Linked DNA regions of Homo sapiens: region 1 is linked to region 2. Evidence: chromatin loops called from intact Hi-C (ENCODE). Cell type or tissue: CD4-positive, alpha-beta T cell. All regions are shown on one strand. Each heading gives the region's core, and the rest is flanking DNA. Links, peaks and the distances in the headings are about the cores only.

Region 1 (5,379 bases), core at 200-5,199, 130 kb after region 2:
TCTTATTTGTTAATTAAAAATATAAATAAATAAATTTAAAAAATAAGGCTACTGTGAACATTCTTGTAGTATAATCCATATGTATATTAAAAATATTCAAATTAAATTACTAGTGGTATTAATTCTTAGTAACTATAAATTCCTATTAGTTCAAAAGATTTATTTAAAAATCACTACCATTTTTCCTTTCAAGATATTTTCTTATTAATGGAAATAATCATTGGGATCAGTAGTAACTTCCATATTTTTCATATATGTGAGTCTTGATTTCATTAAAATTGTATGACTCCAACATTAAAACTGTTGCACATCATTTTGTAATTTTTTAGGAGCTAACATATGAACAAAACATTAGGAAAGTGACATATTCTTGTGAACTCTCAGGAGGCTTCCTTGGGAGTCCTCGTTGGTCTCTGTTTCCTAATCTTGTTGAAGATTTAGCACTGATATTTCACTTTGGGGCAATCCCTCTGCACTTCCTTTGGCTCAGGCACTCAATTTGCCTCTTTCCTGAAATCTTTCCTCAGCTTCCTGCCTGGTTTTCCATCTCCTGGAACTTCGCTTCTCTAAATTCATTTGCACTTTGTTATCACAGTTAGCAAACATGCCAGACTGAGATTGCTCAGATACCTAAAACCTTTTTGCCATTAAAAATGGAAAGATTAAAGTAAAACCAGAGGTCAGTGTGAGCATCAAGGTATTAACCTACATCTACCTCCTACTGCTCCAGACTGCACGCTCTGTCCAAGCTTAAGCCAGGGCCTTGAGCCGGGCTTTGTCTGCCAGTAGATAGAAAGAGCTCTCCTCTACTGCTGGGGGTGCTTCCAAACCTCTTTCTGGGAGATTTGGTCTAGGCCCCAGGCAGTGGGGGTGCCTCAGGCCGCTTACTCTTCTGGGCCAAGGGCTGAGATTCTGCTCATCAGCAGTCTTTTTTTCTCCATCCCCCAGCATCCCCACAACCAGGGTTGGCCAGTCTGAGCCCAGATGCATGTTTTCAGCGTCTCTGTAGAAAATTGTCTTCTTCCTTTAAAGAGGTCTTTAACTGGGGAAGCAGAAATGGTAGGAATTTACAGCCAGCTCAGGGGACAGAATGACACTTGCTCTCTCACAAAAAAGGTGCTTGTGAGGGGTTTTAACATGTTAATATAGTGCGGATGGAACCGGGCTTGAAAAAAGATTAATTGAGCTCTCAGGGTATCTCTTAAGGTTGTTGGTGTCTTCAGAGAGTGTGTAGCTTATCATAACTTTGCATATTTTACATTGTTTTATCTAAAAAAGTAATCATTCTCTTTCCTTCCCTTTGAAGGCCACTATATATGCCTGTGTATACAGAAGTTATAGACAACATCAAAATGCTCCAGTGGTTTGGTCCAAAGGGCTGCACCTACTATGTGGAAGCAATTGAATGGAAAGATGGAGACATGGATTAAGTGAAGAATGTCTCAAGCAGTTAGATGGAAATGACAAACAGTGCTCATATATTATATGGAGATATAGGCCCAATGACCTGGTTCTTTAACTGGCCTATTTTTATAAAAATCTCTTTAATTTGCCTGATGCTTAAGTGTATAGAACACTGCTGTTTACATAACCTCATTTTAACTCAGGGAAATGGATTCAGAGATGTTAAGTGGCTGGCCCAAAGTCACATTCTCTAAGTGGTCAGGGTTAGACCTATGACTTTGGATCCAAGCCTTTCCACTCATATGCAAGTGTCATTTGGTAAGTGACATTTCTGTGCCATCATTTTCATTGCCTGTATGTGTGGATTTACTTCATTTTATGGAGCTTCTAGCTAAAATGTTGAGATTAAGTTTTAAATGTGAGCCTCCAAACTCCTAGTGCAGGTATCTTCAGGGAAAGCAGAGAAATGGCCTGTAAGTTCAGGCTGTGGGGAAGTGGGGCAGTGGTAGTGTGGGGGAGGGGTGGTCTTCACTGGTGTTGGGGCACAAAGTGCAAATGTTAGGGGTTGTTTTCCTCATCATCTCCTAAAACTGTTCTTGTGGGGCTGCTGGATGTCTGCTGAGTAAGTGGTTGTCCACACCATTGAGCTTGGGTTTGGACTCATGAAGGGGACCATTTGGGAGGGTCTGCAGGAGATGGGAGAGATAACGGAACTAATTTTTTCTATGGTGCCATTGGGGTGATACTTCTTATCTTTAGTAGTCAGGTAACTCCTTGTTTCAGGACAAGCTAGCAATACTTTTACAGTGTTATTTGATATGCAGATACTGCAATTTCCTGAGAATATATTTTAACCTTCTTTTCTTTACTATCAATATGTGGTTTTCTCTCTAGATTGGTTTAGAATGTAAAAAAAAAAAAAAGTGACATTGAGGAACAGGTTGACCTTAAAGGTGTCTACAGTTGTCCTAAATACTGTTTGGCAAAGGTTATAGACAATCTTAGAGATGAGCAAAAGTCAGGAAAATCAGGATTCTTGACTACTGTGACTGACCCTGCAAAGAGGCTCCATATGGGAAGGTGGAGCTGATCAAGGGGTCGAGGAAGCACTGTGTCTTCGGGTTTTTCCTTTCCACACCTTTTCTTGGTTGGCTTTCATGAAACCACCTGTGCTGAGGGAAATTCACGGAGGAGCAAAGGGAGTGGCAAAATGAATTGAATCCTGTAAAGTGGATGGGAAACCTCAAGGTGTACAGGTCAAAGTGCCCTTTGAAATGGAGATCTCTGACTTTGCTCTGTCTCACACTTTTTTACTGTCTTTTCTTCCCTTTGCATGCGGAAGAACCTGGATTTTTCTATTAATGATAGTGGAGAAAAATAATTCTTTTCCTTATTTTTCACTGATTGAGTTGGACTCTTTGGACAAGATTTAAGCTTAATGTACACCTGATGCATGTAAATTCAAACCATAAATCTGCCTAACAAGCAGCTAATAGTCATCCTCTCCCTTTCCACATTTTCCATGTTAAGAGCTCTGAAGAATCATCTCTTAACATAATGATGATGGCATACCTGTGGGTGCTGTTAATAATACCACCTTTGAAAGCTGGGACTATGGGATTGGTGACTGTTGTAAGGTCACCAGAATAGTCAAATAGTGAGCTGGAGTCTCTATCTGCTGCTTGCCCTTTGTTCTTTGATAGGAAGGAGGTGAGATCCTGAGGGGATTATAGACAGGAAAGGTAGGTGATTGTCAAGAAAGGTGCTATCTGGAGACTGGGGATGAAAAGTGAAACTGCCTTTGCAAAATAATGACAGTGAGAGAAATCTGGCATGGTTGCTTCTAACCTCTAATATGTCCTTGGTAATTCCTGGGTGTCGACAAAGCTAACTTTTGGACAAATTTAGTTTATAGTTTAATCTTAAAGCAAGGATGCTAATAGCCCTTCCAAAACTAAACCACCTTTGTAAAATTAATAAAAGTCCACAAAGTTAGGATTATGAGAGAAATCTGAATTCTGCTAAGATGTAGGCATAGTTAAATGATAACCAGCCATAGTTCTGCAGATCACAAGCTTTGTAACTTCCTCAATTAATCTGGTGAATAACATCACTATTGTGGAACCTAAGGTTGGTCTTTTGTGATATCTTTTCAGACTTTTGCATTTCTGATGATTGGCTGACTCCACCCAGACCTGCAACTCATGACTCAACTGGTCCTGTGGCCTGAGTCATCTCAGTGCACAAGAATCATTTCCACACCATCATGATGGCATCCCCAACCAATCAGCAGCACCCATTCCCTAGTCCCCCGCCCACTAAACTATCCTTGAAAACCCTAACCTCCATGGGTAGGAGGCTGATTTGAGTAAAAACTCCACCTCCTGTGTGGCTGGCCAGCCTTGCATCAGTTAAATTCTTTCTTCACTGCAACGCTATGGTCTCAATGAATTGGCTTTGTCTGTGCAGCAGGCAGGAAAAACCACTGGGCAATTACAAATTCAGGGACTCATCCAAGATCTGCCATTTTAGGTGCCTGCCCACAGGTTGTCAGCCCTGCACCAGTATGACGGACCTGGAGGTGAGTTCTGGTGGCCACTTATTTTTCTTTGGAACTGATGGCCATCCCTGGTGCTGCCCCTGACCATGGGGCACTGTCAACCCATAATGCTTAGGACTAATTGCATGGAGAAATGATTCCTTGAAAGACGTCTTTAAACTGATCTGGTGAGTATTCTAAGTGCAACCAACACTTCCTTCTCCCAATTGCTTTGGCTCTTTTGGGAATATTGATTCTGTGCCTTCAGGGATCTCTGCTGCCTCTCCCTAAATAGTAGAAAGAGTCTTGGTTTGGGGAGATTTCTCCCCATTAGATGGAGAATAGGAGGTTAGTTTGGAAGAATACTCTTCTGGTCTGGAAACTGGTTTAGAATCTTGGTTTGGAAGGCCTTTCTGTTTGTCTTTACCTCATTGTTCGTGTTTGTACGTATGGAGAGGATTCCCTGAAGGAATTACTGATGGAAGTCCAGCAGCCTCCCCTAGTTTGTCTGGACAGTCACATTCAGTGGGCCCTCAAGGTGACTGTCTACTCTTCCATCTTCCTGGAGACCACCCATTGAAGCTCCTGGTTGGAGGTCATCCCAACCCAATTTTGAGTGGATCAAAGATGACAGGGGCCAACAGGGGCAAGTTTGAGCCTTGCCAGGTGGATACTTGGGTGATAAACATGGTGACTAGTGTCTGTGTTTTGTTGTGTGTATTTTGCTCCTATCAGAATGAGAAGTGTTAATTCGGTTGCCTCATGCAGTCTGTTGGACTCCATCTCACAAAACTGAGAGGTTTTGCCTATGGTTCCATAAAACAGAAAAGGATGATTTTCTTTCATAATGCAGCTTGGCTGCTGCAGCTACGGTGCCATTAAAAGCCAATCTATTCTTCTGGAAGCCATGCAGAGAGAGGAAACCCAGAAACCTGGCAAGTTGGTAAAAGGGTAAGAATTTCTTACCATCTAGGTGTCTGGCCTCTCTCTCTCTCTGGGCAAACTCGTTGAGTGAATGGTAAAAATCACTGTTTGTCTCCTCTGCAAATTTTGTTTTGATAAACAGGAAAAAGGATTTGTAAGATGTGCCTTAGGCTGCAGCAAATCTGTGGTACTTTGTGCTATGAGTTTGTCTTTCTGTGTTGTTCTGTCATGAAGAAGGGTACAATAGGATAGAACATGGTCCTGGGACCCTAAAAGACTGCTGTTTGATCTGGCTCTTCAGAATGGTCAGCTACAAACTTTACTGTGGGTCCCTTAAACCAAAACCAGATGAGGGTTCCCTCTTGTTTTATGTCCTTGGGAGCTTGACCTTGCGACCATGTGGGGGTACACTCTCTTGGTCTCTGCCATCTGGAGGGCAGGAATTTTCAGGTTTATGCCAGGCAGCTGGTCTGAAAGGACCGGGAGTCTGAGATGAGGTAGCATACTCTTCA
Region 2 (5,379 bases), core at 65-5,064:
GGGTAGGGGTGGAGCTGTGGCGTTCTGAGCCGCAGAGTCTTCATGTTTTTGTGAGCTGACACACAACCAATGAGTTGTAAGGAGTAACTAGGAGAATTTCTGTGCGGTGCTCAGCTCGGCTCCTGGCCTCATTGGAGCTCATGTGCTTCCCCCACCTTTCCCAGTGTGATAAATGAGGTCCATGGAGTTAAATTACTTGCTGCCTGTTCCAGAGCTATGGGCAAGATAGAACAACAGCTGGCTTAAAGTTCCATCCACCCATCACAGCGCGGCTTCACTTTCCGTTCGCACACTATGGGCTGGGTTCTTCACAATTTATTTGTATTTTAAATTTCTGTGACTTCCTTCTTGGGATGGCAAATCTTCTGAAAAACATGTCAATGATATGAATAACATTGGCAAACTGAGGGAGGTGAAACCCTGAGAAGCCAAAATCTGAAACAGGATTAACCTATAGGTGCCAGCTGTCAGAGGTCATCAGGCTGTCCCTTTTGTGCCGCTGTGTGCGTCCAGCGAGTCTCACTCCAAGCTCATCTTTGGTTTCTGCTCTCTTGTCTTCACGGGGTCTCTGCAGTCCCTCACCGCCTTTCATAAAGGCTCTGTGGAGTTCTCTCAGCCCCAGCTACCTCTTTCACACCTGTATGCCAGGTGGGCACAGGCCTTATGGATTGAGGAGACTTTTTGCCAAAGTTGACTTCATGGTATACACGTTAAAGAAATGTTGGTAAGTATTATGTACAAAAAAGTTTTCTGTGTTCCAGTATATTTGGAGAAAACTAGGTTACACAGTTATAAGGATTCTTTACTGTGGGTCTTTCCAGAATTTTGAATATATCAATTTGCTTTGTGACTTTCTAAAAGGGAAATAGAATATGCATTGCTTCCCAAACTAACTAGGCAACTGAATTTTTCTTTCATAGAACACCTTGGTACCCATGTTCCCTGGAACACTCTTTGGGAAATGCTGACCTTGGGGGTCTTCTTATTTATCCTGAATTCTATTCTAACTTGCTTCTGTGTAGGATTTTTCTTTCTTTCAAGAAAATCAGGAATTCATTCAAGAGCAATTTTGACTGGATGGGGGTGCTAAATGAAAACTTCACTCTTTAAGGGAATCTATCCATCGCCCTACTATAGTCAATCTACCTATTATACTAAAGGAAATAGGTCAACAACCAAGCAAAATTAATCTGCTCTTTACTTTTAGAAAAGGCTGGGGGCCTCTCCTTATGGTACAATTCCACTACAGGGCCTGGTCGTTTATTCATTGATGCAGCAAACAGTTTCTGACTTTCTGCAATATGCAGGAAAAGAATACACATCTTGGCTTTCTCAGAAACAGCAGGGTCTCCTTGACAGTAGGACCACGTTGTGGTCCCAATACTGCATACATTGCCCTGTATATATGGTGCTGAATACACATGTGTGGAATCGAAACAAGCACTTAACATATGCAGGCTCTATGCTAAGTTCTGGTTCACCTCCTTCTGATTTCCTGCAGGTCAAGAAGAAAGCTAAACTAAGGGTGAGGAGAGGAAGGACTGCTAACAGAGGAGAAGAGACATTTTCTTGAACCATATCTAGCAAACCAGAAAAAGAAAGTCAATGTTTTCCTGCTTCAGGCAACTCACTTTTATCTGCTCAAAGTGTATTTGAGAATGCAAACAGCTAGTGCAGTTAATTTTTCAGAGTGCTCAGAGCTTCAGTTTCCAAATACTGCTGTATGTACCTGGATAGTTTGAACAGAGCTGGTGAACAGGTCACAGTGGCTCAGGGATGGAGGGGATGCAGTTTGCTCTTTCTTGGTCACTGCCCAGCTCATGCCTGGAGAAACGTGCTTAGGCCATTGCCACTGTCATCATTTGAACTTTTTCCCTCTCTTGCTGCTGAAGAGGGTATCAAGGGAGAAGTCATCATTGGCGAAATGGGTGTGGGCAGATGTAGATAACATCTCAGCTATTTATGCTCTAAGGATGGCCAAGGGTTACTTGGTTAGTTGTGTACTTTGCTGCCAGTAACATTAAAGAACCAGAGTTTACCTTGTCCACAGAGCAAGCTTTTGGTTTTGTGGGTTCAGGGATGCACATCTCTTCTGTTGAAACAACAAGGTCTATCTAAGCTGCAAGGTGATTTTCAGGGTCAGCCTCAGCTTCTTATTGATGGTACAATGCTGAGGGGAGCCTGACCCTTTCATAGCTTTAGTAGTTGGTTTTTTTTGTTTGTTTGTTTTTGAGACAGAGTCTCACTCTGTTGCCCAGGCTGGAGTGCAGTGGCATGATCTCAGCTCACCACAACCTCCTTTCCCAAGGTTCAAGCAATTCTCTTGCCTTAGCCTCCTGAGTAGCTGGGATTACAGGCACCTGCCATTGCGCCCGGCTAATTTTTGTATTTTTAGTAGAGATGGGGTTTCACCATGTTGGCCAGGCTGGTCTCGAACTCCTGACTTTGTGATCCACCCACCTTGGCCTCCCAAAGTGCTGGGATTACAGGCATGAGCCACCATGCCTAGCCTTTAGTAGTTGTTGTAAGGACTCCATCTTTAGTAGTTGTTGACTTTTAGAGGTTGACTATATTGCTACATGTCAAAACATATCCACTAATACAGTGGTCCCCAACCATTTTGGCACCAGGGACTGGTTTCATGGAAGACAATTTTTTCCATGAACCGAGGGGAGGGTGAGGGGGATGGTTTCAGGATGAAACTGTTTCACCTCAGATCATCAGGCATTAGATTCTCATAAGGAGCATGGAAGCTAGCTCCCTCACATGCACAGTTCACAATAGGGTTCATACTTCTATGAGAATCTAATACTGCTGCTGATCTGACAGGAGGCAGAGCTCAGGCGGTAATGCTCGCTCATCTGCCGCTCACTTCCTGCTGTGCGGCCTGGTTCCTAACAAACCACAGACCAGTACCCATCTGTGGCCTGAGGGTTGGGGCCTCCTGCACTAATAGAAAGACTGTATCTCCTTTTGAATATTAATTTGTATCTTCTTTTGAATATTTAAAACACTTACTGATCATAGGGCCTGGCTTAAGAATGTTTTCAAATCTTAATTTTAGTTAATATACACAACTCCATATATTTTCATTTAAAACACAAATAATTTATGCCACAGCTTTTGTTGAGATGTGTGTTCTTTAGTCAAATTCAATCAAACACTGAATTCTTTTTTTTTTTTTTTTTTTGAGATGCAGTCTCAGTCTGTCACCCAGGCTGGAGTGCAATGGCACAATCTCGGCTCACTGCAACCTCCACCTCCCAGGTTCAACTGATTCTCCTGCCTCAGTCTCCCAAGTAGCTGGGACTGCAGGCGTGTGCCACCATGCCCGGCTAATTTTTGTCAAATACTGAATTCTTTAGCTCCTGTGACAACGATTGATTTGCTTTTCACCAAACCATGTTCCTCTTTTTCTCAGGCACATGGATGAAGTACGTTTCTCAAAAGGTAGAGCCCATGAGATTGACTTCCAGACAAAGGGATGTGGGCAGAAATGATGTGTGTGGTTTCCATGAAGGAACAATCTGCAAATGGCCCACCATGCCCTTCCCCTCCCACCTTCTTGATGAAGATGGGTACGACCACCATGAAAGCCCTGATTTGACACGGCAGAGCCACAGGGTGGAAAAAGGAGCCTGGGTCCCAAATCACTACTTAAGAGGCTTCCTATTAGGAATATTCATTTCAGACTTCATGTGTACAAGAAACAAACTTCTATCCTGTTTGAGCTGTTATATAGTTTTGGGCTTTTTGTTATAGTAGTTCATGCTACCTTAACTGCCATAGTCCCTGAGAATCTTAAGAAAACCGTCAGGCAGCACAACATGGTGGAAAGGTCATGCACTTTGGAGCACAACAGAATCGGGTTGGAGCCATGGCTTTGGTATTTATTGCTGAGTGACCTCTGACACGTTACTTAACTATTCTGAATCTCAGCTGGGACAGTGTCAGTGCAGATGACCAGAAAGTCCTGAGCTACCTGGTTTATAGTAGCTCGTGTGAGATTATTCCCTTCTTAAAAAAATCTCATTCTGTGGGGAAGCTGGTATGAACAGGATAGGAAGGGAGTAAGACATTTCATTCCCTCATCCCATCATGGCCAGTGGTCCAATAACTAGCTTAGGTTCTGGTTTGCTAAGAGGCCCGGATAAGATGAGAGTGAAAGTCATTCTTATATTAGAGTAGCTAAATCTGGTCTCATAGCAATGACTCTTACAGTTAAATGTGCCAAGAGTCATATTTATAATTACCATTGAATGAAAGCATCACTTGGTCCTACCCTGGAAAAAGAGGTGAAACATATTTCAGAAGAGAAAGGGAGTGGGGGCTTCACCAGCCACAGTTTGCATCTGAACAGATCTGCTTGCAGCTGGAGAGCTGTGATCTGAATATTACTGACTTAGACCAAAGGAAGCAACATTTCTGGCTGCAGACACAACCTTACCCTCCCTGGGGATGTCTGTTAAAGAGCCATTTTTGGCTTCTTCATTTACTGACATTCAAGGGTGGGTGGTTATGCTGGGCTAGCAAGTGTGAAATTCTTTCTCTTTTCAAGTCCTTGGGCATTTTTTTCTTTGGGGAGTTTCTTGCACTGTGATGTCTCCAAAGGACTCAATTAAGTGGCCCATTTTGGGAAGGGAGAACTGAGGAGTGGGGAATTCACTTTCTCTGTTGAGAAGAATTCAACTAGCTCTGAGCACAGACACTTAAGATTTTAGACCGTAACTTGAGTAGATGTTGACTTACAGAGACTAGTTTAAATTGCTGAATGTCATAAAAAATATCTACCAGTAAAAAGATGGCAAATTGATTTGTTTTTTTTTTTTTTTGAATTTTTAACTTATTTTCTGCTCGTAGGGCCTGTCTTGATACTAAACTAGACTCAGAGAGAGATACCTTCCTGGTTTCAGGACTGGATTTTCCAGACAACTGTTTTAAATGCTGACTTTTCTGAAACAGGCACAAGTGGAAAACAGAGTCCTTTTTACTTTGGTTTTCACGTGCCTCTTACTTTGTAAGAATAGAGCTGAAATAGAGTTCATCCAGTATACTTGTGTCAGCTTTTAACAATGAGTAGAGAAGAATTGAAATTTAAATTAATATTTTAATGATGTTAAAGAAAAATGAATACACTTTTATTTCACAAAATCTATCTATTGGGATAATGTGAATGTGTTTTTGTATTATTTGGTATAGTCCATCTGGAATTTTCCAGGAAACTCAGGTTATCTAGGTCAATGGTAAAACTGCACAGCTTGGTAGAATGCTGCTGGAGAAGATTTTGTCTTCTTCTTTTTGTGTGTGAAATAATTGTTTATTCAAGAAAAGGGATGGATTCAATGCTGCTTTTTCCTTCCAGCTTTTTTGGGTCTCCAG

The links. A loop is a pair of places that touch in the nucleus more often than their neighbours do. Peaks named below come from ENCODE experiments on the same cell type or tissue, not always from the same donor. Only the 100,000 strongest peaks of a DNase experiment are listed, where the experiment ranks them.
Region 1: a loop joins it to region 2, with 1.9 times the contacts of the local background. A loop is called at or near these places in 5 of 110 quality-filtered maps.

The regions. Positions count from the first base shown.
Region 1 is chr13:40,305,317-40,310,695 of GRCh38, reverse strand. No RefSeq gene overlaps it. Among named protein-coding and RNA genes, the nearest start is that of LINC00548, 88 kb to the right of the region's middle. In CD4-positive, alpha-beta T cell, for the core only: no CTCF peak of the experiment used is centred there; no DNase peak of the experiment used is centred there.
Region 2 is chr13:40,431,287-40,436,665 of GRCh38, reverse strand. The region is part of intron 6 of LINC00598 (long intergenic non-protein coding RNA 598); the gene reads left to right. Among named protein-coding and RNA genes, the nearest start is that of LINC00598, 47 kb to the left of the region's middle. In CD4-positive, alpha-beta T cell, for the core only: no CTCF peak of the experiment used is centred there; a DNase peak (open chromatin) is centred at 2,885.